Regions from separate parts of the Mus musculus genome. Here region 2 is linked to region 1. The links are chromatin loops, found by intact Hi-C in ENCODE. Cell type or tissue: left cerebral cortex. All regions are shown on one strand. Links, peaks and the distances in the headings refer to the core of each region. The heading gives the core; the rest is flanking DNA.

Region 1 (14,950 bases), core at 4,575-12,574:
GCTCTTGGACACTCACCAGCAGCAAACTCTTGCACCCAAGGAGAAAAACTAGACACGGGCCACTTCTTTATTATTAATTACAAGCGGGATGACCTCAGTGACTACGGGTGCTCCAGTGTGGTCATTCTCCTCAAATCAAAGGTAGAACCAGACTGCTGTCTGGCATCTGTATGAACTGTGTTCTGGGGGATTCCGTTACTGCCACTGAAAAGGTAAGGGCTTAGTATATTTGGAAAGACAACTTGTAGATGAGCTTACTTTATATCCAGAAAACCAAAAAAAGTAGTAATTTCAGATTAAAACACTCTGAAGCCTTGAAAGTGCTTCACAAAACATTACCCACTGCTTGGCTGCTCTTTGGTCCTTTTGGTTTTGTTTTAGAGAGCTATGGTTTCACGATGGAGCCTAGAATGGCCTTGAACTCCCAGTCCTCTTAGCCTTCGAGGTCAGGATTTACAGGTGTGCACCACCAAGCCTGCCGTTCTTTGACTTCAGCTAAAGTTTCCAGTTTTGACTTGATATCGGTTATGTTTGCCTTGTTCCATATTCAAAGCGACCACAGGATTTCAAATCGCCATGCCCCGAGAGTTCAGTTTGTTCCAACCATTCCAGACACATGCTGTCAGTCTTCGGTGAGATGTCTGTTATTTATCTCAGTTGTGTGGTCATCCTCGGGCAGGTTTTCCCGGGATGGCAGCAGAAACATCTCTTCTTCTACTGCCACTTTGTTTTTCTCAGTTTTTGTACACTGGCTGCTTCACAATCTATCAGAGGGATATTTCTCATTCTGTATGAAATAACCCCGCCGCAGATCTGCTAATCTGGTATCAAGGTCTGGTCTCTCTGCTCGCCATTCTTACTGGGTGCTTAGTCATGTCTCCTTCCCGCTGTTCGATGTCCTGCAGATGGCTATCTGGGCGATTTTATTCATTGTGGCTGCTCTATCTCCTGCGTTCTAAAGAACCTATGTCAGGAAATTGCCCCAGCTACCCTGAGAAATGGACAGAGGGGACCCCTAGGACATCACTAGGACACTCTGCTCTCTAGGACTGGGTATGTATCTTGCTATCTCTTTAATTTTTATCTGTTTTCACTCACTTGCTTTGTGAAACAAGGACCCTGCGGCCCCTTGCCTCTGCTTTTAACCCTTTCATGTCAACTGTTGGACGTGTTTTCTACAAAGGAGATTTTAAAAACGCTTATTCTCCAAGCAATATGTAATTAGATGTTTCTATCCCACCACAAATGTTTGATGCCTTTAATTAGGAGTGGTAATAAGACAACTCTTTTGTTTCAAAGAACATCATTGAAATAAATTCCCCTGCTCGGTTAATTGATCATTATTATCTTTTCTTTCTATTCCTACAAAATGTTACTCCTGTAAATTCTGTTTTCTGTCTATTTTTCCCCCCATCTCTCTCATCAATGTTTTCATTTCCCTCTGCACAGTTTGCTCACAAGGATGAGATACCCTCTGTGAAAATGCTTCACTTCCTTGCCTTCATCTCCCTGTGGAGACCTAGGCCTTTCCAGTTCATCTCAACACCCACTGGGCTCCGAGGGCACTGAATCGACATCCGGGCTTCCAGTCTGAATGCCTGACTGTTGGGGCCCATATCTCCTAAGAGGCCAAAATGAATAAATCCTGTTCCAGAGCGCCCAAAGGCACGCCAAGTCATGAATTCCCACTGTGCCCCACCGTGCCTCAGTTTACCATGGTTGTTCCAGGGATCCCTCATTACCAAGAGGTCAAACCCATGAGGCCCCCTCGTCTACAGCACAAGAGGACCATGGTGGCCAAGAAAAGCTTGTTGATGTTGGAATTCAAAAGTCTAAAAATTAGGAGTTTAAATTGCATCACCCCCATTTCTAAAGGAAGCAGGAAGGGGGCATCCAGTGGCTCGGTTACTACTTCTTGGGCTTTTTGATTTATCTCCAAAGAGTTTTGATGGAGAAGGGAAGGAGACAAAATTAAATCCAGGGACATTTAACTCTGTACTTAAAACAATGACAAGCACACCTAGGCTAGGTTACTAGCACTGTTGTTGTTTTATTTAAAGCTAAGATGTCTTCCAATTTGATATAGATTTTTGTCACTGAGAGATGATATAGAAATAATGAAAAGAAATCAAACTTCAAACAGAAATACAAAGCAGTGTCTGCAGTAAAAAGCTATAAACAATAGGTAAGGCAAGAGAAACATTTACATTTAGTACAGACCAAACAGACAAGAAGGGACTTGCTGGCCCAAGATAGCTCATATTTTGTTGAACTTCTCTGTTCTTCAAGTATCAGGAAGTTGGGCCAAATGTCAGCTGTCTTCTCTGCTCTGAGGACTTCCCAGCACTGTTCTTGGCTAGCCTATTCTTAGTTTGAAACTGGCATTTTCCAACAATTTTACAGGTTGAAATTAAAGCAACAACTTAGTTACTGCAAATTCTCTAATCTTCCAGAGTTTCAAAGAGGCTGTGGAATGGAACGTAGAATTTATCTGAGATGACATTTAACACATAGCTAGGGATCATGGTCTTCCGGCCAGAATTTTATTTATTTATTTATTTATTTATTTATTTATTGGAAAGCATATTCCATCAGCACCCATGGTCTTTGAACTTCCCTGATAAAGGTATGTTTATATTTTTGTGCTCTGGTGTACCAGGGGCTAAACAAATTCTTTTATTACAGTATTATAAAATCTACTGCAAGTCACCTAGACAACTTTGTAGACGGTATCTGCAAATATTGTGTAGTATGGAGCAGATTTCCCAGTTTCTCGGCAGTGAAATTAAGTGTTTCTTCTATGCTGAGATAAACAGTCTATAGGTGGAAAGAGGGGTGGAGGATGGGAGGACTAATTAGCATAATTTTAATCAATTTTCAAGGGACTTCATGATTGTAAGTCTCCTGATAATTCTGAAGATTAAAGCGGAGGACTTAACAAGATTCCGGAAGGTTCCGGGAGATGCTCTTCTACAAGTGATCTGAACAGGGCTTCACATCATCCGATTTTTATCTGGGGGTGGTGGCGGCAGCAGGGAATAGGATAAGTCCTGCAGGGTTAACCCCTAAAGAGATTCCGGAATCTTAATTCACATGTAAATGTAAAGACTGTTGGTAGAAACTGCTTCTGTGTGTTTGGTAGGAGCTGGCACACAGAGGGGCCAGGGCCCATAGAAAATACAGCAAGGAAGATGGTCTGTTTCCAAGTCCAGCTTCCTCTTAAACCCAGCCTTTAAATCTCCTTTCCCTCCGCAAATTCTATCTACTGACTGGTGAGCTCCTTGAAGCAGCCGTCCCTCTGTGGGACAGCATAGGTGGTGACAGATATTAATCCAGAGGTCTGATTTTTCAACTTCCCTGTCCACCGTGACCTTTGTCATGGCTCCTGGCTGTCACTCAGGGAAACACACTGAGGTCTTTCCAAAATCATTTGTAAAGGGGAATCTCTACGGCAGTGATTATTTTTGTTAAAAGGAAAAAATTATTTTTCGTGGCTTGTAAAGGCAATGTGTAAGGTCTTTAATTCTTTTGAAAAGAAAAATAAACATTTCCATGTGGTAGCTCAAGACGGGACCACGTCAACTCCTGAAGACCATTTTAAAAATCAGTTATTTAGTGTCTTGATAAACTGGGATTCCCTGGTAGACTAAGACGAAGAAGAACAACCACAACCACAACAATAACAACAACAACAACCACAGCAACAAAGCTCAGAAAAGACCCAATTTCTTCCCTCAAGGAAGCCACAGTCCCTTTAGCTAGGCTGGCAGGGAGATCTACCTTAACTGGCCCTTTCCTTGACTACAATAAGTTTGATTTCTCTCTGTTCTCTGAAAGTGACCTTAGGGCTGAGCCCAGATAGGTCCCTCTCAGGGTAAACAGAAGACAACACCAGCTAAATTTGTTTTTCTAAAGGAATTGGGACGGATTCCCCAATACTTGGAAGGGAAGGAAAACCCGAGTGCCTGGCTCCCCTTCAGACTCTCAACCCCACCTCTACCCCTTTAAAAAGTTGCTTTCACAACAGTGGTAAAGGTGGCAATTCTACAGACAGAGTCAGCAGCAAATTCTACTTCTATGATTTTTTTTTTTAATGTGGATGGTCTTTTTAGCATGAAAAGGGGAACCGGACAGCACTTGTCAAAAAGTGAGCGCTATTCATTGTAATTAGATCAAGATCCAGCTGAGGCCTGGAACTACGAAAAGCTTAAATTAAATTAATCTCCCTCCTAAATGAGACAATTATTCAGCTAAATTGAAAAAAAGAAAAAAGAAAAAGGAGAGCAGCTTCCCTTTTCAGCTCGGGTCCCGCCTTCTTAGCCTTTTAAAAACACAACTTGACAGAGTCTTTTTGCTCTCAGCTGTACCTTTTAAAACCCACCTCAGGAGAAGACCAAAGAAGAGAATCTAAATTCCTCCAGCTCCCTGCCAGAGTTGTAGGGTGGTTCTTTCTTTCTTCTTCTTCTTCTTATTCTTTTTTTTTTTAAACCGCCCGAGGTTGTTTATATATAGCTTCTGAAAGCCAAGTTTTAGACGCAACACAAAGCTAGGGCAAGATCAGGGTGAAAAGCGACCTGACCAACGTGAGCTGCCCACCTGAAGTTGCCGGGTCTACAAGGCCCCTTGCTCAAACAGAAAAGCTGCTGGATTGGACCTTTTTGGGTGTCGGTAGACACCTTGTCACCTTTCTTGCCTGGGGCTTAATTTAGGTGAGCCAGCGATAATATTCTGGAGGTTCCAGAAAAAGCAACAGGATTCAATACTTGCGGCTTCTGGCAGGAGCAGGCTACAGGCTCGGAAAAACTCCGGACTTTGGCAAACTTAACCAACTACTCCTTGCCGCGGACTTTGGACACGCTGAATCTTATAGCGCGATTTAAAAAAAAAAAAAAAAAAAAAAGGCGGCGGGGCGTGTGTGTGTGTGTGTGTGTGTGTGTGTGTGTGTGTGTGTGTGTGTGTGTGATCCCTGGCTGTTTCCCTTGGTTTATTTATTTATTTTTTTCTTCTGACCTGAAGGTACTAAAGCATCTCTTATTTTATTTCCTGATGCTTTCATTTGAGAGATACAAAACGGTCTGGGTGTTCATCCAGAGGTTCGGGGAACCTTAAGGAAGATGGACTGGCCCGATCCAAGGTTCTAACTTTTTCTATTTCGTAGCAAAGATAAGGAAGGCCCTTGGTAGGCGCTCTGAAATTATCCTGATTTTTTTTTAAAAAAACTCCCTCTTGGATACCTCTGAGGCTGACCCTCCCGAGGGTCGCCACGGTAACGCAGCATCCCCCCCCCCATCCCAAACTCAGTGAGAAGGACCAGAGACTTCTACTACAGGCAGCACCCTTCTCTAGAAGCCGCCTTAGCCTCTGCCCCCTAGGCTCACTCTGGCCATCGGCTGACCTCCACCTGCTCCTCCCGCCACCCTCTTCAGGCAGGAGTACCTTGAAAGCGATGGGCAGGGTCTTGTTGCAGCGCCAGTGAGTGGGTAGCACGGAGCAGAGGAAGTTGGGGCTGTCGGTGCGCACTAGCTCGCCAGGGTGGTCAGCTAGTACCTCCACCATGCTGCGGTCGCCGCTCCTCAGCTTGCTGGCCAGGGCGGCGCCGCCATCCGGGGCGCCCAGCGGCAGCGCCTCGCTCATCTTGCCGGGGCTCAGCGCGGTGGAAGGCGGCGTGAAGCGGCGGCTCGTGCTGGCATCTACGGGGATACGCATCACAACAAGCCGATTGAGTAAGGACCCTGAAAACAGCTCCTACTAGACGGCGACAGGGGCTCGGATCTTCTGCAAGCTGCTCCCGGGAGACCAACATACAAGTTCAGAAGCCTTTATTACTACCGGAGGGTTGTGGGGGTAGGAGACTAAATTACCATCAGTCCCGGACTGAGATCTAGTTACACGGATCGGCCTCACACCCAAGCAGGGTTAGCAACTGGCCGCTTAGTGCGTTAAAAAGTGGGCAACCAGAATTCAAAGTCAAATGCCCAACAGAGCCTCGCTTTGAGAGTTGAAGTTCAGTCTTTGGCTATTACAAACGGTCCCGGAGGCAAAATTCCCATACGCGTCCTAAAATATTTATGCGCAGAACAACAACAACAACCAAAAAATGACCAGCAAAAACTAGATTTGGAAGTTCCAGCAGTTAGTTGCCTGTCAGTTTGTTTTTCTTTCTTGCGGGTCAGTTTTGTTTAGAGTCTCAACAAAATACAAAACTTAGGAGTGTCTTCCATACAGAGCGCCCCTCTTACCATGAAAAACTCACTTCGTTTCTCAAAAGCAAGAGCCGTAACTTTAAAAGATTGTGCTACTAATGTATGTGCTCGTATATATAAATATATACATATGATCTACTTCATAAAATATTTACAATACAATCTGTAGAGAATTTAAACACAACAGAAATCCATTAATGTTTGCTGCAGTTTTTTTTTTTTTAAGTAGCCTTGAAAATCAGCTTCAGTAGTTGGAAGGCTGGGATAGGATCACTTGTCATTACTCAATAAATTCTGGCCAAATAAATGGTCAGTGCTTTACAAAGATCTGTAGCTAATCTTAAAAAAAAAAAAGTCAAACTCGATGACACTCAGGGTAGAGCTTCCCACAGCTGAGGACTCTGGTTTGGGAACGCTGGTTAAGTTTGTGGCTGATCCTGTGGTTTGGTGGGAGTTGAGCCGCAGTTGGGTCACACACACAGGCAGACTCGCACTCTTCGGAAGTCAGCCACTGTCTACATTGGTTGAGTGAGTCAGCCCAGAGTCTGGCAAGATGATCTTCCTCCAACGTCGCCCGGCGGTGGCTGGTTTTCTGCTGGGGCGCACAAATACCCACGAGCGAGCACCGTGTAACCGCAGCAGGTGGAGCGGGCCTGGGAGGAGGCACCGTAGACCAGTAGGCTCGAGTTACACACGCTCACTCCCACGCACCCTGCCACGCACACGCAACTTCACCGCTCGCCTGGAACTCCGGAACACTTTCTCCCGCAGTTGTCAAAAGAAACAATCGGAGAAAAGTTCACAGCCTAGAAGTTGAAACATCCAAAGCCTAGAAGCCGGTTCATTCAAAAGTAAGAAAGGGAAAATAAAAATAAAAATTAAAAAAAAAAAAAAAGGAAAGGAAAGGAAAACAAGAAGGTCCAACGCAGATCTAGAAAGAGCCGCAAAGGGTGACTTTCTTGCGTCTCGGGGAGCTCAGGATGGAAGTGCCAGCCGCGGGGCCGGGCAGCGTGGTGCCCTGGCTGGGTCCGGCCGCGGGGCGCCCGTCCTGCCCGCGCCCGCTGGCTCTATGAATGAGAGTGCCTGGAAATGAACGTGCTTTTACTGTAAGCCCGACCCGAGGAATTCCATTCCCTCAGCTCGTTTGCATAGAGGAGACCGACGGCCAATCACAGGCCTTTCCGGTATCAGCCTGGGCGCGGCCGGCTGCCGCGCTCCTGGAATTGGCCCGCGCGCCCCCGCGCGCTACTGTACGCTGCCCGGCCCGGGACTCGGTGGCAGCCCCTACCGTCCCCAGCTCCCGCACCCACGCCGACCCCGCACCCACAGGCACACGCTGCCATGTTTGCCCGAAGCCAGGCCCAGGTTCAGATCCCACGCCAGGCAGCCACGCGCGGTGCTGCACTCGCCCTGGGTGGGTTTGCCGGGCGCAGCGGCGCCACTGGTGGCCTCGGTCCTGGAGACCCCGAAACAGGAATCGAGAGACCGGTCGGGCTTGGGGACCGAGGGCTGCGTCCGGAGAAGCCCTGGGCCTGGAGATCAGCGGGAGGGAGACGCCCTGTGCTCCCTGGACACAAAGCTGCCACCGCGAGGCTTCAGGGACCTGGGCTGGCATCCGGGAATGGTCCCTAGGCAGCCTTGCACTGCAGTCCATGAGCCAAGGCTTGGGGTCCTGGGAGGACAGGGTGGGATTCGGCCGCAAGAGGGTTGGAGGGCTGATGGCCGAGTGGGGGAAGCTCTGAGCGCCTCCCTGGGCCAGACTAGCAGCTGAGGAGAAGTGGCACCGAGTCATTTAAACAAGGCCAGCCACTGCTCCACCGCAGAAGTTTTGGGTTTTAAGCATCCTCTCCTTCGCAGAGTTGCTTTATTTAGTGTCTTTTCTCTGCGGCTGGGCTGCGGCTTGATTACGCAGCGCGCCGCGTTCTGAGTGTGCGCAGCGGCTGGAGAGGAGATAGTTTTCTAACCAAGGCCTCAAAGAACTCTAGACTACAAAAAAAGTTGAAAGCATGGGGGACTCAGGCCACCCCGAACTCATGAGCTCGAATCCACCCTCCAGCTCCGGCGGGAGTCCGGAGCTCTCCTTCAGGCAACGAACCCACTCCGCTTAAGCAATGTAGGGGCACCTCCCCCACCTTGTTCGTCCCCGCGGCGCCGAGGGCATTTTCGCCGAAGAGCTTTAAGGGTCTCCTTCCTGCTTGGCTCGCTGCCGGCTACTGTCCCCAGCCGGAGCAGCTGGCCTGTGCTCCGGGGTCCCTTACTTCTCTTGGGCCTTGCTTCCTCCGGAACTTCTTACTACCCACTCCATGGAGCCCGCTACTGTCCACATATTGACCGAACCCCTCCACTTTCATCTGTGCTCGGGTCCCTGGCTGGTCCCCGCGTGTGTCTTCCTTCCACACGCATCTGCGCAGCCTGGGTTCCGTGGAAGAGGAAGAAGCTGTGGAGGTCCCGGCACGGAGGCCTTGTCTGAAGTTTGGGGTGGCTTCTCTTGCCCCAGGCGGGTAGGAGCTGGCGGCATGGAGGATCAGGCAGGCCTTTCACGGTCATGTCGGGGCTCAGACCGGACGCCAGGGGGCAGCAGCGGCCCTCGTTAGGCGTCCTGGGAAGCGGAGCAGGGCACTGGGCACGCCCCGACGGCGCGAGGATCAGTCTCACCTGGAGGTCCTTAGGGTCGATCTTGTGAGTTTGGGGACAGACATTAGGAAGTGGCCACCAGAACCCACCTGAGCGCCCCCGTCTCTCAGACCGGTGGTAGCCGGTCCAGCTTGCATGGGAATCCCCCGGCTGGTGGGTCTCTACTGTCGTGATCCACCCAAATTAGGGTCTCATCTCTTCTCAAAGCCTCTTTGCCTGGGCTCCGCCTTATGCTAGTTCAGGACCATGAGTTCCTCAGGTGTCCAGCGATTGTCAGCGAAGGCTCAACTTCTCCAGCCTTCTGTATTTTCCCGAGTGGGCCCGACTTTCCTCCTTCAGCACAAAGATCGTGACAGCAGGGCAAAGCTCAGTGCTCCCCTGGCGTTTGGGGGGATCCGGAGCTTTGGGAAGACATTTTTTCCTCCTTGCTTTTCTTTTAAAACGAATCTTAAAGAAGTCCCAATTCAGGGGTCGAATCCCGCTGCCTGCGCTCCCCTGCCAGGGCCACAGCTTCCAAGTGCAGCCAGGTTCTGGTGTGCCGTATTTACTGGAGAGTTCATGGCCAGTGGAAGCGAGACTCCCTCAAATAGCTAGCTAGACTCCCCTCAAATGCATTTTTTGAGCAGCCGACTTCAGATCTAGTGCTCCTGGAGCCACAGCCAAGCACATCCACACAGACCAACCGAGACAGGGCATCATCAGAACAGTGTGGCAGAGACAACGCTCGACCTTGACTCCAGGGGAAAGGGTGTCTCTCCGGCCCTTCAAAAGATTAAAGGAATCGCGTTGGGGTCAAACCTCAAACTGCGCATGGAGTTTAGGGTTGTCTGTCTGGCAGAAGCCTAGGAAAGACAGTTACATGAACACAGGCACCAAGTTTGGCTTTCAAGGTTCGCACCTTGAGCGCTGCTCAGCTGAGTTACTGCTAGTAACTCAGTTAGTTCGAAGCTCGATCAGGATAAAGCAACGAAAAACTGCAAAAATCCGGCCTCGGGCATCCCTGGACCTGTGTGGGTTGTCACTGAGCCACTTGACACGCACTTGAAAAACACAGACAAACAAAATCATCGCCCCGTCTTTGCTGCAAAATAGCAATCAGCAAGCGCGCAGCTGGGACTCTACCGAGGGGCACCATGAACGCGCAGTCCTTGCGGCTTTGGACAGAGTTCATGCAAGTCCTGCAGCGGGAGAGGGAAATGAGGAATTCCTTCCCACCCAGAGTGCGCATTTCACTGTCAATGCACACTTTCTCTCGCTTGCCTCACCAAGAGCTAAAGGAAAGGTTTACAACTTTCACTTCCAGGCTTCCCCCAGAGTGACACTAAAATTTACATGATTAAAAAAAAAAAAGGAAAAAAACTGCGAGGGAAAGATTTGTTTAAGCTGCTACTGTGTGACAGTCTGACAAATTTGTTGCTGGGGAAGTTTAAAAGTGAGCACAACAGGATTTGGACTTTCTACCATGAATTTTAAAAGTAGTGTTTGGTTCAGTGAGAGGCAGGCAACCATTTCAATGGAGGGCGGAGCGGTTTTATTGACTTATTCTTCTACATCCTTACGTGACTGGCTAACTGTAAGTGGTCTCAGAAAACTGAAAGTTTTGTGTGCTTATTCTATGAAATCATCTCCAAAATATATAATAGTTCTCTTAAATCAAAATTACCCTTCCAATATAATACTCTATCTAAATCAGATTCTAAGCATGTAATAGTTTTAAAGTTATTTCCTCCTCCTCCTTCTCCTCCCCCTCCTCCTCCCCCTCCCCCTCCTCCTCTGAGTGTACTGTAGTTTTAGACCAACTCCTTGCAGTTGGTCCTTTCACAGGCACTGAGCTATCCCAGTGAGCAGTAACCACTACATAAGCGAGCAGCTGTCCACGCTGTCTGGCTCTCGACATTGGAACTTACATTTTTCTCTCAGGTGAAGAACCTGCACGATTATGTCACTTTTCACATTTGTTTACTATTGTTTAGGACCAAACTCCTCAATTCTTGCACCGTATCCTTCCTCTCTGAATATTTCTATGCTGTGCTGGGGGGACACTCAATTCTAGCTTCATACCTTTCCCCCCCAACCCCTGTATAACTTACAAGGAGCAAATTGAAAATATTTCTCCCTTTCCCACAAAATTCGTGGTGCTTAGTAAACATTTTGTCCTCATAAAATTTTGCGTCACCGTTGCTCTGACAAGTGTAATAAACTCTGTCATAGTTGACGGAAGCCAAGCCACATTTTTTTCAGAGAGTCACACAGTCATTTAATAACAGCAGAATGTGTGAATGGTGAACGCCATAGAGCTGAAGGTATCATTTAAGATTTCATTGGGGTATTTTATGTGGTATGACAGCTACAATATGGATTGCTCCTTTTAAGTATATTTGAATCAGCAAAAAAGCTTTAATTATTTGGCAAAATGATATCATAAAGTATATATAGAAACACATCAATAGACAACCATACATATATGTGTATATGAATATATACTTCATTAAAATATAAATTGGACTCTAACACACCATGAGCCTCTCTAGGATTCACTTTATGTATGCACTCCAAAATAATAGAAAATAAAAATAAGCCCGTGAATAAACAGAAAGCTAAAATTTTCATAATAATTCCATTACTTGCCAGCTTAAAAAAAAAAAAAAAACAGATTCTCTACTGAATTCTTTTACTTTTCCTATTTCATCACTTGCCATCTTTTTGAGCACTGGGAGTTTTATATCACCGTCCAAATAAATCCATCATCATTGGCACAAAATTAAAATAGTCAATCACCACGTAAGTGGACTGTGATCTGTCTAGAGCGCGGCTTTGTGCGCTTCCTGTCTGTGCTGGATTCAGAATTCGGAATCTCCGTGTCTCAGGAGCTCTGAGCTGCATGCACAAACACATGAATTAGCTGCATGCATGAACACATGTGAAGTATTTACTAAAGCTCTGGGGATGACTCAGAACTCCAGTTGAGATTAAAACCAAATCCCAGCTTAATACAAAATGGTTTTAAAATCAGTAACATGGCAGAGGCTAAGCACAAGGAGAAAAAAAAATCTGAATATCATTCCAACAATTTATTTCCTTAAAGCCAGTGTTTATCCAAATAAACAATTCAGAATACATTTTCTAAAAGAGATTACCTGGTGCTTCTGTGTTCCAATTGCTTTCCTCTAGTGGTAGATCATTTCAGAAACACCTCCCCCTTGGTTGGTTCCCTCCTCCCTCCCCTCCCTCTCCCTTCCTCTTTTCAGCTAGGAAAGCAGTTTGTTTACATTGACACCACTCGTTCTTGAAATGTCACAGCCTTAAATATTGTTGGAAATCATCAGCATATGCTAAGATCCCAGGAAGACACTTTCCTCCCAGCAGTCTGCTGCTTCTAAGGTACAGGGAAGCCCACACCAAAACTGTGCTCATTCCCTTGAGTATTTACAGATAATGTGAGTTAGAAATTACCCTTCCTTAGCTTTGTACACTGACAGTGGTCAGCACCCAGTGACAGTAAGGGCACATGGTCGGTCTCAATGCCTTAGGATTTGGGTAGTCACATTCCATAGCAGGACAAGACGGCTTATCAACGATGTTGTGAAGAAGAAGAAGAAGAAGAAGAAGAAGAAGAAGAAGAAGAAGAAGAAGAAGAAGAAGAAGAAGAAGAAGAAGAAGAAAAAGAAGAAGAAGAAGAAGAAGAAGAAGAAGAAGAAGAAGGAAGAAGAGGAGGAGGAAGAGGAGGAGAAGGGAAAGGAAGAGGAGGAATGGGAAGAGGAAGAGGACGAAGAACAGGAAGAGGAAGACGAACTGAAAGAGAAAGAGGAGGAAGAGGAGGAGGAGGAAGACTAAGAGAAAGAAGAAGGAAGAGGAGGAGGAGGAGAAGGAGAAGGAGAAGGAGAAGGAGAAGGAGAAGGAGAAGGAGAAGGAGAAGGAGAAGAAGAAGAAGAAGAGGAAGAGGAAGAGGAAGAGGAAGAGGAAGAGGAAGAAGAAGAAGAAGAAGAAGAGGAAGAAGAAGAGAGCTAATTACTTCAGATTTCCAGACGCTGTTTAAATAGGCAGGAGGTCAAGGTTTGCAGCTCCACAGTCATATATTTTTTGCAAAAGCAAAAAAGAGCAAATAAAATAGGAAAGGCTTCCACAGGGCTGCCTTCTAATGACAGACTGAGGGACTTAAATGTGTGGCCTCCAAGGAACAACCTTAAAATAATTTTTAAAAGATCTTGGTTTACAAGGGCATAAAAAAGCTCCATAAAGTTTCCTTTTTTTGAACACAGTAGGGACAGAACGATTTGCACTAATTATTAAGGTAAGATGAGGTAAGAAATAACAAATGGACTCAGAAGTTAAGGCAAGCTTGGTTCTAACTGGTGAGCATTGGACCTAACAGACTGACCCAGTAGGACTGACTAGGACAGGTAAATTTATTCCAGAGACCTGGTAGAGCCAACCCCCTGGACATTCTCTCTTGAGACCCAGAGACACCTCTCCATCTCAGGCTGAGTGGTTGGAAAAGCAGACTGGAGCGCAGATCTCTATGTATACACTTAATACTTCGACAATTCTTAGAGAAAAGCCAACGTGGCAAAAGCGACTGTGCTTGGAGAGGACTGTGTGTTACTGTGAAGAACTTTCTGCGCTTGGGTGACATCAGCTTGAGGACACAGGGAAACTGGCTGAACTCAGTGAACAGACACTTATAGATAAAGGCAAACCTGTGGAATTATGAAGGGATTTCCACCTCCAGGAGCTGGGGAAGATGCCACCCTGGGGCTTGGAGAGAGACGAGAGGCTACATACTCATTAATGGAAGCTAGATAGGACATGATCTCCCTTCCTTGCCCACTGTATGCCATCATAGAACCAGCAGTGATTGAATTGTCTCCCTGCTTAATCCTGGGAATCCTATAGTCACTCCCATTTTATAGGCCAGGAGCCTCCCCTTTAGGGAGCTTAGGAAACTTGCCTGTGGACACACATGAACGCACATGTACACATGCAGATTTAGTGTGCACACACAGGCACAAGTATGCACAGACATGCACATTCACCCCCACACCACACATACCCATGCAGATGTGAGTACACACACATACACACACACACACACACACACACACACAGGCACATGAACACACACATGTACACATGCACAGGTGCACACACAGGCACTGGTACACACAGACACACAGGCACATGAACACACACACATGTACACATGCACACGTGCACACACAGGCACTGGTATACACACTCACACACATACACAAGCCCATGCACAGCCACAGGCATGGACCAACTATGTTTCTTCTTAGGTACAATTGACAGCTTTGAGAAAAATTTAACTGTTAGTATGTCCTCTTTCCCCTCTTTCCTCCTCATTTCTTGTAATTCCAGCACTTGGGAGGCAGAGGCAGGCAGATTTCTGAGTTCGAGGCCAGCCTGGTCTACAGAGTGAGTTCCAGGACAGCCAGGGCTATGCAGAGATATTTTGTCAAAAAAAAAAATCTCAAAAATTCTTCATGTGGGAATCTCAGATATGTAGAATTTCTATCCTGTAGTTATTTCTTGTCACCGAGAGTGTTTGGACAGGCAATCGCTATTTGGTTGAGAGATTTTAAAATCTATAATAGGCTTTTAGTCTTTTCTGACCTTTAGTCTTTCCAAATGGTAACTCCTAGATTCTCTGAGAGCATGAAATATTTGATTTTCTTTCTCCCAGCCTTCCTAGAATGGTCCTTATGTGTCAGGGTTCTAGGCTTATTGGTGACAGAGGACAAATAACAGACAGCAAATGGGGTATCATGGCTACTGGCAAGCATGTGTGCATGGTCCAGAGAACAAGAGGGAAGGGACAAGGGAGGACGGGGCAGCAGCACCTGGGGATGCTTAGAAGAGGTTTTGGTGCTAACACAGGTGATGTGTCCTTGACTTAGAAGATGAATAGAGCTTCTACCTTCTGAATCCCAGAGAAGGGGCTAGAGAGGCTGAGGTGAGCTGGACAAAGGTGCTCCAGGGAGGAGGATCGTAGAGAGCAAAGCTAGGCACTTGTAATTCAGGTCACTGTGCCATTGCCAGTAGAGACTGAGTTGGAGGGTGGGGTGTGGTATCTCACATAAGCTGAGAGGACT
Region 2 (14,950 bases), core at 2,361-10,360, 1.4 Mb after region 1:
GCTCCCGCCCCATGGCTCCGCGGCGGCCGCCGCCGCTGCCGCCCTTGCCTTCCGAGGGCCCTCGCGGCAGCGGGTACAAGCCCTCCTTTAAGGACTAAACAGGGTCGGCGCCTGCTCGCCCGCCAACCACAGCCCCAGGAAGGTCGAGGCGGGAGATACTGGAGACCAGAAGGAAGAGCGAGCTGGGATCAGGTCCACACGGGACGGTCCAGCCTCCAGCCTCAGACAGAGAGGGGGGCTGCGCAGCTGGTTTGCGACGGACTCAGGGCTGGCGCCTTGCAGAAGACGTTGGGTGCTCCAGGCCGGTCTCCCGCACCTGCCCGAGCCCGGCACCCCGACTCACCTGACCCCTGGCGTCCCTGTCCCCATTCCGGCTGCCGCAGCCCAAGCGGGACTCCGCGGGCCTGGAGCGCAGCGAGGTCTAATATGCCCAGAGCCGAGGCGCGATGAAGGAGAAGTCCAAAAATGCGGCCAAAACCAGGAGGGAGAAGGAAAATGGCGAGTTTTACGAGCTGGCCAAGCTGCTCCCGCTGCCTTCGGCCATCACCTCGCAGCTGGACAAAGCGTCCATCATCCGACTCACCACCAGCTACCTGAAGATGCGCGCGGTCTTCCCGGAAGGTGAGGCTGCAGGTGGGCGTCCGAGGCGCGGGGGAGCTGAGCGGCCGGCTGCAGAAAGGAGGCTTCCGTGCGCGGAGAAGCCCGCGCGGCCTCCTGGCTACCGTGGCCGCGTCTGGGGAGGCCGCGCCGGGGCTTCGGCCCAGGCCTAAGCTAAGGCTGAGGGACAATCCAATCACGTATAAGCTCTGGGCAGAGTCGGGAAAACCAAGCGTTATTCCTGGGTTAGTGTTTGCCAAGCTGACACAGGCAGGCTAGTTCGTTCCGGTTGTTCTTTCCCCCTTTCCTTTCTTTCCTGGCCCTCTCCTCCTCTCCTTTCACTGGCTTCTCTTTCTTTCCTTCCTTCCATACCAGTCCATGCTGGTCTTCTCTCTCTCTCTCTCTCTCTCTCTCTCTCTCTCTCTCTCTCTCTCTCTCTCCCTCTTTCTCTTTCTTTCTCTCTCTCTATCTCTCCTTCTTCTTCTTCTTCTTCTTCTTCTTCTTCTTCTTCTTCTTCTTCTCCTTCTCCTTCTCCTTCTCCTTCTCCTTCTCCTTCTCCTTCTTCTTCTTCTTCTTCTTCTTTCTTCTCCTCCTCCTCCTGCTCTCTCTCCATTATAATTTTTTCCCTTCTCCTTACTTCTCTCTCGCCTCTGCTTTTGCTCCCCCCTCCTCCATTTCTCTCTTTTTCTGCTGGTGGACAAGGACTCGCTGCTCTATCCTCTCTGAGCTGCTGAATGCACAGGAAGGCCCGCGCACCGCAGGCCAACGCTGAGGCTCCGAGAGTTTGTGAGCAGATTCGAGTGAGAGACTCCTATATCGTTTTCCCCAACTTGCCTCCCTTTGCTCTGGGAAACGATGATACGGGCAGGAGGACAAGAAACTGGATAAGCTCGGACGCTGCCGTTAAGAGAAAAGGGATCATTTCAAAAGTGGCGGGTGGGCCTGAGTGTAACATCTCAGGATTTGAAAGCGCTACAGCGGGCAATTGTCACCGGGCCGCAGCTCTCCTGTGGACGCTGGTTTGTAGGAAATAGCGGCCTGCTGGATGGACACTCTCCAGCGGGTGACGGGCGGCTGGGTCAGGCACCGCAGTGAATCAGGTCTGGGGTCTGTGGCTGGGGCTGAGGGATTCTGACATTGTCAGAAAGCACCGGGCTCCGAGGCCTGTTGCCTCCAGCACCTCCAGGCTTTAGGGCTGGTAGTGCAGAGCAGGCCTCTCGGAAAGCCAGCGCCGCGGAAGGAAGACAGAGATTTGGAGAGTCGTTGCTCTGGTGGCGACAGGTGTCCCTGGGCCACAGGGCTTCTCCACCAGTGCTGTTGCGCGGGGTCAGTAAGCCCCCTCTGCGGCTGCCTCCCACGGCCTGTGTTTACTTTGTCTGAGTCTTAGCTGAATTTTCCTCCACCACAGTGGTGAAGCTCGGCTGTCTGGTCCGCGGGTGCCAGCCTCCAGTCCGGAGGGGCCCGGGAGTAAGCGCCGGCGAACTTAGAGCACCCGGGAGCTGAGGTAGCGAGAGGCGGTGGCTCGGCCCCTGCCCGGCAGGCCCACTTCGGGAGGGCCCTGCTCCAGCACCCTGCGGTCCTAAAGCATACCCAGCTGGGCCCAAGGGACGTTCCTCGGGGTTTCTCCCCCTGCGCTGAAAGTTCTTGGTCCTGGCTCCCTGCTGTCAGGACCCCTGGGTCTGAGAAGGAGAGATGATTTGCTGCTGTCTGAAGTTTCCGTGGAAGGTTAAAATATGGAATTAGGTTTTACAACAGCAGCAACTTTTCGTTGGTTTCTTTTCCACCCGGAAGAGTGGTGTTAGCCGATGTTCTACAAGGAGCCTTCCTATCCGCTTGCTACAAAATAGGCTTCGAGATCAGGCCTCCTGCCTTGAGGAGGTTTTAAAACCCTCCTGGGTTTTAAAAATAAAAATTATCAGAAGAGTAAACGGTATGTTGTCAGTTATTTCAAACAAACCAGAGATTAACTGGCGGGGGAGGACTGCGGGTAAAGGACTAAGTAAGCTATTCTTGTTTGGGAGCTAGCCAGCAAATAAGGACACTGCTGTGTGTATAGCACAGTAGCCATTTAAATAAGCTCTCAGTCTGGTGTGTATAAGAAGGCACTTGGCTGCGTTCTGGGTTCCTGCGGGAGTGGGCCTTCTGTGGGCACTGCCCTGAGCAAGCGTCCCCAGTGCATTGCTCAGACGCTGCCCAATTGGGGGTGGGGTGGGGGAGGGCACCTCTGCTTCATAGAAGGTGACTCTAAAGCTTGATACTCCTTGAAGGGGTCAGCCTGGTACCATTTAGCTCTAGAAATGGCTCCGAAATTGTGAGGCCAGCAAAAGGAAGGAGGCAATGCCTTAACTCCGACACCCCTTCCTAGCAATGCTGTCACAGGAATGCTTCGGAGAAAGGGTAGCCTAGGTAGGGTGTAAGGAACTCACTGCTCAATCACTTGGCACGGTGGCACCCGTTCTCACGCTGTCTGGGGCAGTCTTTGTCTTTGGAAGTAGCTCTGTTATGCAAAATAATGTACTCCCTTCTCCAGAGGTGTTCTTGTAATTGATTTAACCTGTTTTGGGGAAACCAGGGTCAGGGTCGGCTGAGGACGGTTGCTTTGAAGTCAAACCAAGACCATGGCTCTCAGGGTCTTAGTGGCCAGGGCAGTACTGGACACCGGCAGGATCTTTTTAGATCAGTTCTTCCACACAAGTCGAAAAGACTCTGAGCAAGAATCTATCCGCCAAATACAATTTTTGCCTTGAGCAAGGGTGTTTACTGGGTAAAGAAGAATCTAGAAGAGCAGCTTGGGACTTTGGAAGTGGGAAGAATTAATGCCTCAGAGCAGTGGGGTCTCTGTGCCGAAACCTTTAATGCAGTTCCTCATGCTGTGGTGAACCCCAACCATGAAATTATTTTCATTGCTACTTCATAACTGTAATTTTGATACTGCTATGAATCGTGACCCACAAGTGAAGAACCGCTGGGCTGCCGCTGCCGCAGTGGAACCCTTCCTAGCTGGGAAATGTGAAGCCAAAGGCGGACAAGCCCACCGACCATCCAGCTTATGCTGTAACTGCGTGGCAGGCGGTAACGGTATGGTATGGCAGGCAATGATGAATGCCTATACTCCAGCAGTACAGAGACCAGTAGAAAGAGAAACTGGAAAGGGTCAGGCAGCGAGGTCTCCTGCAGCTTGGGGAATACCTCCAGTTATTTCTGGGGGCTTGAAGACAATTCTGCCTTCTGTAAAACAGGCTCATTGAGTACTCAGTATTTGCACAGCATTGTTGTGGATGCAGGTGAGAAAAGAGCTGAGGAATCTTGCAACCGAAAGGGAACACTACTTTGTTGTTGTGCGCAGAAACACCTGAATAGCAAGGGTACAGGGGCAGCTGTCTGGTGTCTAAAGACCTCTCCTTTCTATCTCTCTGTTTTCTTTCCAGTGCTAAACTAATATGGGGTGGAGGGGGCATCTCATCAAGGCTGGCTTTGTAACAAGGGCTAGAGATAGGGAAGAGCGGGTCACACTTCAGTGGGTAAACAGAGCTGTGGCAGCCTGAGCTGTGTTAGGTCACATGGTCCAGCTTCTGGAGGAGCTTTTCAATATGGGGCGGATAGAGGTGGCTAATTTTGGGGAGCCAGAGCCATCCCTGCTGTAGATTCCACCAATCCACCTCCTGCAGGAGAGACCCAATGAGCTTCCCCTTAGTTAGTGAGCATTCTTCCTCTGGACCCTGGCAGGAGAGACTGGCCCAAGACTAGGCTCAGGATCAGGAGTCTCCATTCCTGCCTTCTTATCATGTGGGAAGGGGAGAGGCATAGGTGCCTATCCCAATGTACTTAAGAGAAAGCAATACACACACACACACACACACACACACACACACACACACACACACACACGGGTGGGGGGTGGGGGGAGGTAGTGTTCAAGGTCTGAATTTTACCAAAACCAAATTCTTTGGCTTTTAAATTCAGTTGCACACACACACCCTCACCTCTGTCAAAATACCCACAGGCACTGGACTTAGGTCATGCTTTCTCAAAATGATTTGATTTCAAGACTTTGGCGAGGACACTCTTGCCCTATGCCTATGCGCACACGCCCATCTGTCTTTACAACCATTTCTTTATTCGCACTTTGAGGCCTGAAGCTCCCAGGTCAGTCCAGCCATGGCCTGCTATGCAGCCCCTGGCTTTGGAGCAGGAGAGAGAGAGAGTCTGGCACTGCAGACTGGGAATGCAGCTCACAGAAAGAAAGCTTCCCCTATGGACCCTGGGCTCTGCCAGGTAGCTTTCTTCTGGGCACCACTGGTGGGTACCACACTTAAACTAGGGCTAAGTATTTATTCAGCCTTGGAGGTTGTTATCTCAGGGGTCTTTGGCCCTGGGGTCAGAGTGTGTACACTCTTGCCTGTGGTGGGACACCCAAAGCTTGAAGCCAACCCTTTCCTTGTCCCAGCAACCCAGGAGGAGGTCTTCTTTCGGGCATCCCTACTCACCACCCACCATCAGCATCTCTTGACCTGCTGAATTGAAATGGGCATGGGTGCCAGGAAAGGGCTTTTCAGAGACCTGGGAGAGAGCAGAAAGACTCTAAGGTAGGAGCACTGGAGAGGAAGCACTAGCTGTGGTCTCTCCAGGGGAACAAGCCAGAAGGCCAGAGCTCAAGCCTCACCGTTTTAACCCTGAGGAGGCTATAGCCCTTTTGGCCACCAAGCCCTATCCAGGGCAAGGATTCTGCGCATGAGAGAGAGAGAGAGAGAGAGAGAGAGAGAGAGAGAGAGAGAGAGAGAGAGAACAGATCCATGTGGGTAGATACTGTGAGGGTGCTGGCTCCTGCAGCAGACCTGTGTGAAGAAAATCAAGCGGCCATCTCCTCACCCCCACCTGCTCTGACAGGCTTGATTTGCAATCTGGACAGCCTCAGAGGCCTGGAACCAGCTTGAAGCTGCCTTCTCCAGGAACATGGCCTCTTTCCCCACTCTACAAGACTGTTGTTTGGGGAAGGGGAGGACCAGGGGCCATTAGATGCAGCAATGGCTTGGAAGCTCTCCCCCTGGTGCTCCCCACCTTTGTTCTCCCTATCTTAGTCCCAAGAAGATGAGGTTTAGAGTTGAGCAGATTAGAGGTCTTGGCGTGGCCTGAAGGCCAAGATTTATGAGATGCCTTGGACACCAGGGATGAGGTGGGAGGGGTGGGGGGTGGGGGAGCAGGAGAACAGATCTCTGATGTAGAAAGAAGGCTCCCTAACTGGGTTTTATACTCTCTTCTGTCTTTGGCAGGGTGGGGGCCAGACAGTCCCCTCCACAGAAGGAGGGAGGTGTTAATTCCATTACATTTCTCAAGGCCTTTATGGGGAGCCTCTATGTCACCACTTTTAGACGCCCAGTGTTGAGGGGTGAGAGAGGATGGGTGCGGAGCCCCCACAGTGTTCACCAGTGCCCAGGCCTTAATTTGATCAGGACCTATCTCCTCTTCCTGGTCACAGTGAGCCTTCTTGTTGGTACAGCGGTGTGTGCAAACCCAGGGTCCTTGCATCTGAGTTGCAAGTGGGCAGCCAGTCTCCGAAAGTCTGTTCTAAATGTCTTGTTTTGTAGTTCAGTGCTTGTGTTTTATGGTTTGCATCTGGAGGTATCCCCAAGAGCCTGGCTGAGACCCTCATTCTTGCTCATGAGTCCTTGGTTGACCAACTAACTGACCAAAGGGCCAAGAGAGGAGGGACCATATTTAGCTTCTTGATGTTGGTGGTCTGCTAAGCTTTAGCTGAAGGGCAGGCAATATGGAGACAAGTGCTGACCCCAGGATGTCAGAGGAAGCCACTAGAAATGGGCACCTGGACTTGGCTCCCTCCCCAGTGGTCTCAGAAATTTCTCTCTAGGGTTTCTCCATGCAACCTGGTCTTCTACCTGGGGGCTCCTGGATTCTCCAGGAGAGAACAGCAGTTGGGGAACCCAGTCTTAAGACTGAGAAACTGCAGGTGAGGGTGGGGGGTTGTGTTCCCTTCCAGGAGAGGAGAGGGTTTAGGGTACAGTGAAATGGACCACTATTAGCTATGAACCCTGGAGGCATCCCCACTTTTCAAATAAATACACAAATCCCTCGGTTAGGTCTAAATAAGGGCCATTTACCTGGTGCTTCAGTTTTCAGTGGTATACTATCATTTTCCAGGACCGAGATTCTTCTTTTCATGACAAACCTTACTTTATTCCACCCCTAAGTACAACCCAAAGTATATTTTTACGGGCTGAGTGAAAATACCTCTCCCACAGCGGTTCCTAATGGATCCGCTGGCAGAGCCACTACCCCGGGATGAGGTGACTGGGGCTGGGGGGGTAGGGTGGGGTGGGGTGGGGGAATTGTCCCGTGCAGCTCAGCCACCTCCTGCCAGATTCAAAAGGGGCACATTTTCAAGAAGTTACAGGAAAAGAATAGTGAGGTACAAAAACATCCGGGTATTTGAATTATACCTAAAAGAGTCCTATGTGCCATGGGCTCCGCTGTTGTGCTGTCAAGACCGTCCAGGGGTTTTCCAGGAAGTGGGACAGAGGCTTCTGTGGGGGAGATCACTCTGAAATGAGAAGAGTCCCCAAAGACTCTGGGAAAAGTCAATAACGTTGAGGAGAAAGAGAAGCAACTTGCATCGTCAGGGATGGCTCTCTGGCCAGAGGACCACACAAACCCAGGCAGGCCGGGGAGATGGGAGAGGACAGTCGCCAGGGACACATCTGTCCATTTTCAGAAACTAAGTTTCCTGGATCCTTACTAAATTCGTTCTTCTCTGTGAACCTCTGGAGGTTTTATACCTCCGTTCTTCCAGTGGCTGTTTCGATGGGGATAAAGATCTGATACTCCAGCTTTCCTCTCCACAAAACAAAGTAACTAGCCTGAAGCAAATGGTGCTCTGGGGGGATTAGTGTGCGATGCTTGGAGGGGAGCCGATACAAAATGACCCTTGCTCACAGGCAGAGGCAGAGGGGCCAGGGATAATGAGCTACGACTTTGCCTGGCACTGGAGGAATTGTGTAAATAGCCACTTCTCTCTGGGAGCAGAAATTAGAGGTCACCCCTTTTTCAGTTTTCAGGAAGCCTGGACTGTACTTCAAGGCCCGTTTTCTATTTCCTAGGTTGGAGGATCAGAGGCCACAAGTCAGCAGCGACTCTTAAGGAACCCACTTAAACCTGTCCATATTGAGGGGTTTTGTAGCCACAAGGTTTGCTAAGGCTGGCCAGGGTGTGTGCTTACAGTGTCTAGCCTTATCAAGACTCCTCTGGCCTGTGGTCCCACACAGGCAAGTAGAGATTTGACCTTGCTTGAAGTTCCCCAGAGGACGTACCGACTGGGCTCTATTCGGGTATGTGGCGAAGGCTCGAGCTCAGAGCTCAGGTTGAGGCTCTGGCCACCAGTCTTCGAAGAGAGCAGAGGAAAGCCTCTACCTGCCCTTAGCAGCCGACCCTGGGGCGTGGGGAGAGGGAGACTCGGGAAGGGCCTGGCTCTCTTTTCCCACGGCACTCTGGGGTAGAAGGGAGATGGTGGGAAGCCTCAGTTCCTAAAGGGTCCCCTGTAGGTGGAGGGGATGGGGAGAACAAGCAAGTGCCCAGAAAAGCCAACCAAGGGAGCTTGGAACTCTGGGATTGAAAAGGACCGGTTCCGGGAGAAACTGTAAGCTCCCAGAAGGCAGGGTCACAGGACCTGATGGTTATCTTTGCCGGCTGCGCTCGATGGGAGTGGGAAGAGGGCGGCAGTGCAGATCCACGGGGAGTATTTACGGGTCAAATCGATACCCCCGTTTGGCTTCCAGAATGGCCAATTTTAAAGCAGATAAGATTACGTTGTGGCATTTCAAATAAAACAGCAATTTCAGAAGCATGAACACGTGAGCGACCCTCAGGAGTAATGGGCCCGACTGGGCTTGGGATGCACGGAGGGGGGGGGGCCCAGAATTATGGGTCGGGAGGAAGTTTGTCTTCCGGTTGTAGTTAGTGGTGGTGGTGGTGGTGGTGGTGTGTGTGTGTGTTTGTGGTGTACGTGTGTGTGATTGTGTGTATTCTTTTTTTGAGATGGGACTTCTCTGTGGCCCTGGTTATCTGAACTCACTCTTGTACCCACTTGGCCTCAAACTCAGAGAATCTGACTTTGCCTCCCCTACTTTAATGCTAGGATTAAAGGCATGCTATACCTCCGCTGTGGGCATTCAGGTTTTTACGCAGGGGGACAGGGAGTGCGGGTAGAGGTTGGAGCTGAGGGCGCCCAGGCTCGGGGTGGGTGGATTTCCACATGCCTGGCCTGGAGCCCTTGCGTCTATAGGTGCTGCAATTAAATTATTTGCCTTATTCTCTTGTCCCAGGTCTAGGAGACGCGTGGGGACAGCCGAGCAGGACAGGGCCTCTGGACAGCGTGGCAAAAGAGCTGGGATCCCATTTGCTGCAGGTAGAACCACGAGATAAGTGTCCTCGCCCTCAGATGTGAGAAGGGTTCCCCTGCGGCGCCTCCAGGCCTCAGAGGTGGTGGTGGGGGACGGACGGACGAGGGGACCGGGAACCGGAGCGCAGGCTTCTGGGGGTGCCTCTGGTCCAAAAAGACCAGGACCCAGGCATGAATCTTTAAAATCCAGATTGCAGTGTCATGCCAGCGCTATCCACAGCCTGTACCCCTCCAGTACCAGTGTTTAGTCAGAGACACACGGCGCCCGGAGCGGGACTAAGTCCTTGGCACTTTTGCTTCGCTCAGTGACAGACCTAGACGGGTCACTGTCGGGGAGGCAGAGCTGAATTGACGGCCGTCCGGCTTGCGAACAGAGAGCACTGGCTCTCTAGCTTTGCGGGGAGGGGGTGGGGGAGGGGAGTTGAGGTAGCCGAAGCAGAATCCGCGTCTCTCCTTGCTCCCCAACCCCACCCTACGATCGCTTCTTTTCAAAACTTTTCCACCTCGCTGCACTCCCCAGCGCTCCCAATTTTATTCTGAGAGGGAAATTGAAGACACGGAAGTTGTAAATAACATCCACGAGGTTGCAACCAGAATTGGTCCAGTTTTGTGACCCATATCAATAACTCAAATACGGGGTATTCTCAGGCATTGGGTTTCCCCAGCCTCTATCACTATGTCGACTTCACGCGCGCGCGTGCGGGTTGCGGTTGTAGCTGCGCAGCTCTGGCGCCCGAGGCCACTTTCCACATCAGCCCCTGGGGTAGCTGAGGACAGCGCCGCCTCCCTCCCATCTCAAAAGCTGGCCTCAGAATCCCGTCAACGGTGCGATTCATTCCCCGCACTCCTGTCATTTGTCTCTGCCACCAAAAAAATGCCCACTGATGGCTATTTTGCATTTCCTTCTTCTATTTTGTGTTTTAAAAAAGTTCGCGGAAAGCCCTAATGGCGACCAGCAAAGAACAACAAATCCCCCAGATCTTTGAACTGCTTTGCCACAAACCCAGGGTATAGCCTTTAAACTGCACATCCTGGGTGGGGGTGGGGTGGGGTGGGAGGGCGGCATTTGAAGCCTTAGCGAACTTCGTAGCAGACGTGTAGGGTAGTAGCCACGAGCCTGCGCACTCCACGGTCGCAGCCAGGAGCCGGCTGTTTTTTCCGTATTTCAACCCCCTTCATATAGTGACATTCATGTCAGGGACATCTAAGAACTGAGGTACCAAGGAGAAACCCGGTGGATAGTGTGAATGCCCTAGATGTCTTCGAAGTGTGTAATTCCTTAGTTGGTGACACTCCACACTTCCTTTGAGAACAGATTTTTGTTTGTTTGTTTAAGCTACTGCTGGCGACTTTCAATTTTTAATCGTAACTTTGTAAACTTCCACTCATTTCCTTAGATACAGTGAGAGATCCACTTGTTATTTCTTAAACGAACTTCGAGCCCAGCATTCAGATTAAAACGCCAGAAATTGATTTTTATTTTTCATATTTGAAATGTCACCGATTCCATTAGGAAAAAATACAACATGGCTGAGTTTAAAACGGAGAAACGTTTTTAAAAGTGATTTTTTTTAACCCATAGTGTAATGAAGGTAGTGACAGGTTAGAAGGCAAAGAATTTTGGTAGTAAACTTCGATTCAGCGGAAGGTTGAGGATATCTTTATATTTTATTTTTCCTTCACTTTTTTGACCATTCCATGCCTTTAAGGGAGTGGGTTTTTTTTTCTTTTAAGAAACTCAACAGTAATCTGGTTTCAATTACATGCTGTAAAAATAGTATTCGTAGCCAGAAATTAATTTGGGATATTTTTATGGGTGTACAATTGAATGCTGTATGAAGCTTTTAGCAACTTTATTGTCCCCCCTTTAAAGTTCCTGATCTTAAAATATGAATGAGTAAATACAGTATTAGGTTTTTCTTCTCAAAAATATTTAGTCTTTTTTTCCCCCTTGATGGTGCGGTTGTTATTCTCTTTCTTGTCTGGATCACTTTTTACAATCTCACGTTATTTCTGGAAGGTTAGCCAGCTTAGACAGAAATCAGAATTTCATTGGGTTCGTTTGCATTTTTCAGAAGTCGGTACTCTTTTCCTCTTGACTTTGGCAAAGGTCATTTGATCCCTTTCAAAGTCTAAATGCTTGACTCTGTAGACACGGTCTGGTAGAATAATCGAACATTTTGTTTTATTTCCTCGGGAATGGCAATGGTAGGAATTTATTATTCTAACGGTACTTAGGGGTAACTAGAAAACCGTGGCAAATAAAGGGTCGGTCCTAGTGGTATAAGCCACTGCCAGTTCCCACATTAAGTGGCCTGTGGAGCGGTAGGTGCTCCCCTAAGAACCATAGAATGCCAGATTCGGATTCGTTCTAAGTGCTAAATAAGGCTAAACAATAAAGCCACGGTTGCGTTCAAGCTGAGTGGGTTAGGACTTCCCAAGTGCTTTGCGTGGTCTCTGTACTGTGGATGTGAGATTGTTTTAAAAGTGCGTTGAAAGCGTTTGAGATCCTGGCTTGGGGATCAGGCTCTGAGCATTGTTACCTGCAGTCCTTATGGCCCTGGACTTTTAGTCTCTCCTGTAACAAATATGCACACATAAAGTTTTGCCTCAGGGCCCCAGGCATGCTAAGCAAACACCCTCCCCCAAGGCACTTACTCCCCCCCCCCCCCCCCCCGCCCCCAGCCCTTCTCATTTTAATGGACTCCTCCAGTCCAGAGTCTTCTGGTTGCTGGATTCACTGCGAGATGTCTAACTGCAGTCTCTCACACTGTTTCTTTCTCTTTACAGACTCTAGATGGATTTGTGTTCGTGGTGGCCTCTGATGGCAAAATCATGTATATATCTGAGACCGCTTCTGTCCATTTAGGCTTGTCCCAGGTAGGTACTGTCTAATTCCATGGACCATTGAAATATTAAATGTTAACAGTCTTGATGGCGTTGCCCAACCTGTTTTCACATGCTTTTATGAACGAGGATAATGTATAATCGTGAAGCCCCCTCCGTGGGCTTCCCTCGACTTACATTTTTACTTTCTTTTTTCCTTTGAGGTTAATGTCAGTACGTCTCAGCTGCGGTCAGCTCTGTTCCAAGATCACTTTTTACAGTCTTTTAAAAATCAGATTTCCTGATCTGTCATTTAGTAATGTCAGGTGGTACCAAAAAGAGCTTTCCTAAGGGGGACCTTTCTATCCTTGTTCACTGTCTGCCTGTGGTATCTGGCATTGCTGTGGATCAAGAGGCAAGCGCTCTTTCAACCTGGGTTTTGTGTAGCATGTGCCCTGGGGAGGTTAAAAGGGCAGGGTGGGCTCATGGGCTGTTCCCGTGGAATTCAGGGTCATTTTTCCTGAGGTCCCCCCCCCCCAGTTCGGTGGTTGCTTCAGTAAGCATTTTACATTCTGTGACAGAAAGTCATAAAATCCAGCTCACTACTGTTTGCAAGGTCCTGATTTCTTCAGAACTTTTCCAGAGTGCCATTTCTTAGAAGAAGAGCTGAGCTTAGTTTGTCTGTCCCCAGAGAGTTTGCTAGGGGGCTAAAGGCACATCTGGCCAGGGAGAGGCTGAAAGGTCACTCCTATTCACTCCACCCGTGGCTCGTGGTCACAAGGCACATTGAAAACCCTGTTCTCTGACGGATTTCAAGTGTGTTTAATGTGTCTGAGTACTGCACCCCTCACTGCCTCTTTTGCCCCACGTCCCTATGACCTTTCCCACATTCCTGCCTGTCTTGTTTTCTTTTGTGATCCACTGGGTTTAACTGGGGGTTTCTGTGTGACTGCTGGCCTGAAGCTACTCACTGGAGCCTAGCGGACTCGCCACTCACCAGGGAGTAGACAAGCAAAGGCAAGGACTGTCTGTGATCAGTAACCAATAGCAGGGCACCGGGGAGGGGTGGGGCCTCCAAGCCCCTCCCTCACCCGTGCCTGTAGTCCAGCCTGGCTATAGGTTGATGGGCCTGTTCCATGCAGATCCAGCACAAAGGCATTTTATAGCGGCAAACACAGCTACTACGAGCTCGGGATTGCAGTTGTGCATCATCCAGAAGATGAGTTCACAGACTTTATCTTCTGCCTTTTTCACGGTACTCCTGGCCCTTAGAGGAGGTGGTGGAAGTGTCCCGGTTTAGAACTGGAAAGCCAATATTAGTTCTTCTCTTGAGCTGCCATGAGTCTGTACAGTCTCAGCCACCACCCTCCCAGTGCAAAGTGATGCTTCTCCGACTGAGTCGGAGAGGAACATGTTTTTGTTTTTTCGAGACAGGGTTTCTCTATATAGCCCTGGCTGTCCTGAAACTCACTTTGTAGACCAGGCTGGCCTCGAACTCAGAAATCCTCCTGCCTCTGCCTCCCAAGTGCTGGGATTAAAGGCGTGCGCCACCACTGCCGGGCCACAGTTTTTATATAGGTAGGAACTAAATGTTTTTCTACATTATGAATGGTCAGTGTGGCCAATGGTGGAAGAAACTGGAATTAGCGATATAAATATGGAGAAACTGCTCTGAGAGACACCCTAGGACTCTGAGCTGCAAGCTTCTTCCTGTAGTTAAGCAAAAATGAGGTTTCTCACTTCCCAATTTCCCTCCCTCCCTTCCTCTCTTCCTCCACTCCCCTCCCCTTCCCCTCTTCCTCCTCCTCTCTTCTTTCTTAAAATAAGATCAGCTCTTCTGAATACAATTCACTGAGGCTTAGCTCTTGTACCTACTTGACTCATAGGATTGACACACTTGTAAGACTGGAAATACTGTTGACAACATGAGATTTACTAGTCTACAGGGCTGGGAGCAGAGCTCAGACTTAGAGCAGTAAATGCACTAATCCTCAAAACAGGAAAGAAAAAGGGAGGGGGAGGCAGAGAGGGAGGGGGGAAGAGAGGGTGTGAGAGAGAGGGTGGAGGAGAGAGAGAGAGAGAGAGAGAGAGAGAGGAGGAGGAGGAGGAGAGGGAGAGAGAGAGGAGGAGGAGAGGGAGAGAAGGAGAGGGAGGCTGCATCTATAACCACATTTCTGTGGTAATAGTTCTATGAATTTCTAGATCATCATATGCAGAAAGCCAGGGCCCAGACTGGTTTATCATAACTCTTGACTTGATCTGTGCACAAATGACCTTGATCAGGTGATTTTTCGCCTCCATTTGTGATCTGCAAAAACCACCGCAACAACATTATAAATATACCAAAACACTTCATGCACTTTTAGGTTGATCAATCAGCAACGTTTAAAGTATTAAAGTCCCTATTGTTGAATATTAAACTTAGATCTGAGCTTCCTAGCAGTCAAAACAAATCAATTTTACAGTTTTCACTGTCTAGTTAAACAGGCATTTCATGTCCCAGAACCATAGTTTAAATAATAAAGTAAGGCCTCCAACCGTCTCTCAAGGCATAGATTGAACAGCCACCTTGTAACTTATTAGCATCTGAACCCAAGCTAGAGCCTTGGGTGGGTACCTGTTGGGACTTGCAGGTTATTTGGAATGTGGTGGCTCACCCCAAGTCCTGGGGGAAGCCTAGGATACCCACTGCTTCCAGTAGATGACTTGTCCACCAGGCAGCGCCTCCTGGTCATTTTTCCTCTTTCCATGTGAGAAATAGGATGGATTGACTATGAACACTCTAATTAAGAACGACCAAAGCATGGGCTAGGTGACAGATCTGAGTCCTGCTCCTGATTAACTCTGCTGAAGAAAAGCTAGGCAACCTCACGAGCTGTGTATCACGTTTCCTTTTGATCAGGCCCAGAAATAAAACTTGGTAGCATCACTTTTGAAAGGGGAGAGGGACCACATGCTACTATGTTGCAAGAAGGCTGTAGGGGAATACCTTCTGATTCTGCATCCCCTGAAGAAAGATGGATTAAATAGAGTAAAGCTAAACCAACTGTGTAGAACAACTGGTTTCTTCCTGACTTCTAAGTGAGGCTGTGAGCCCCAGTCAGCAACGTTTAAAAC

The links. A loop is a pair of places that touch in the nucleus more often than their neighbours do. Peaks named below come from ENCODE experiments on the same cell type or tissue, not always from the same donor. Only the 100,000 strongest peaks of a DNase experiment are listed, where the experiment ranks them.
Region 2: it touches region 1 in a loop (7-fold over the local background); 5 of 42 quality-filtered maps call a loop at or near these places.

Annotation. Positions count from the first base shown.
Region 1 is chr16:92,690,048-92,704,997 of GRCm38, forward strand. Runx1 (runt related transcription factor 1) reads right to left here. Exons shown (of 8, transcript NM_001111021.2): 3 at 5,437-5,690. Among named protein-coding and RNA genes, the nearest start is that of Gm30281, 65 kb to the right of the region's middle. In left cerebral cortex, for the core only: a CTCF peak has its summit at 8,761 (motif pointing right); DNase peaks (open chromatin) are centred at 5,789, 6,763, 7,363, 8,138 and 1 more place; H3K4me3 peaks cover 1,927 bases; H3K27ac peaks cover 666 bases.
Region 2 is chr16:94,085,370-94,100,319 of GRCm38, forward strand. Sim2 (single-minded family bHLH transcription factor 2) reads left to right here. Exons shown (of 11, transcript NM_011377.2): 1 at 1-621; 2 at 8,931-9,013; 3 at 11,798-11,887. The coding sequence starts at 447. Among named protein-coding and RNA genes, the nearest start is that of Sim2, 7.6 kb to the left of the region's middle. In left cerebral cortex, for the core only: no CTCF peak of the experiment used is centred there; no DNase peak of the experiment used is centred there.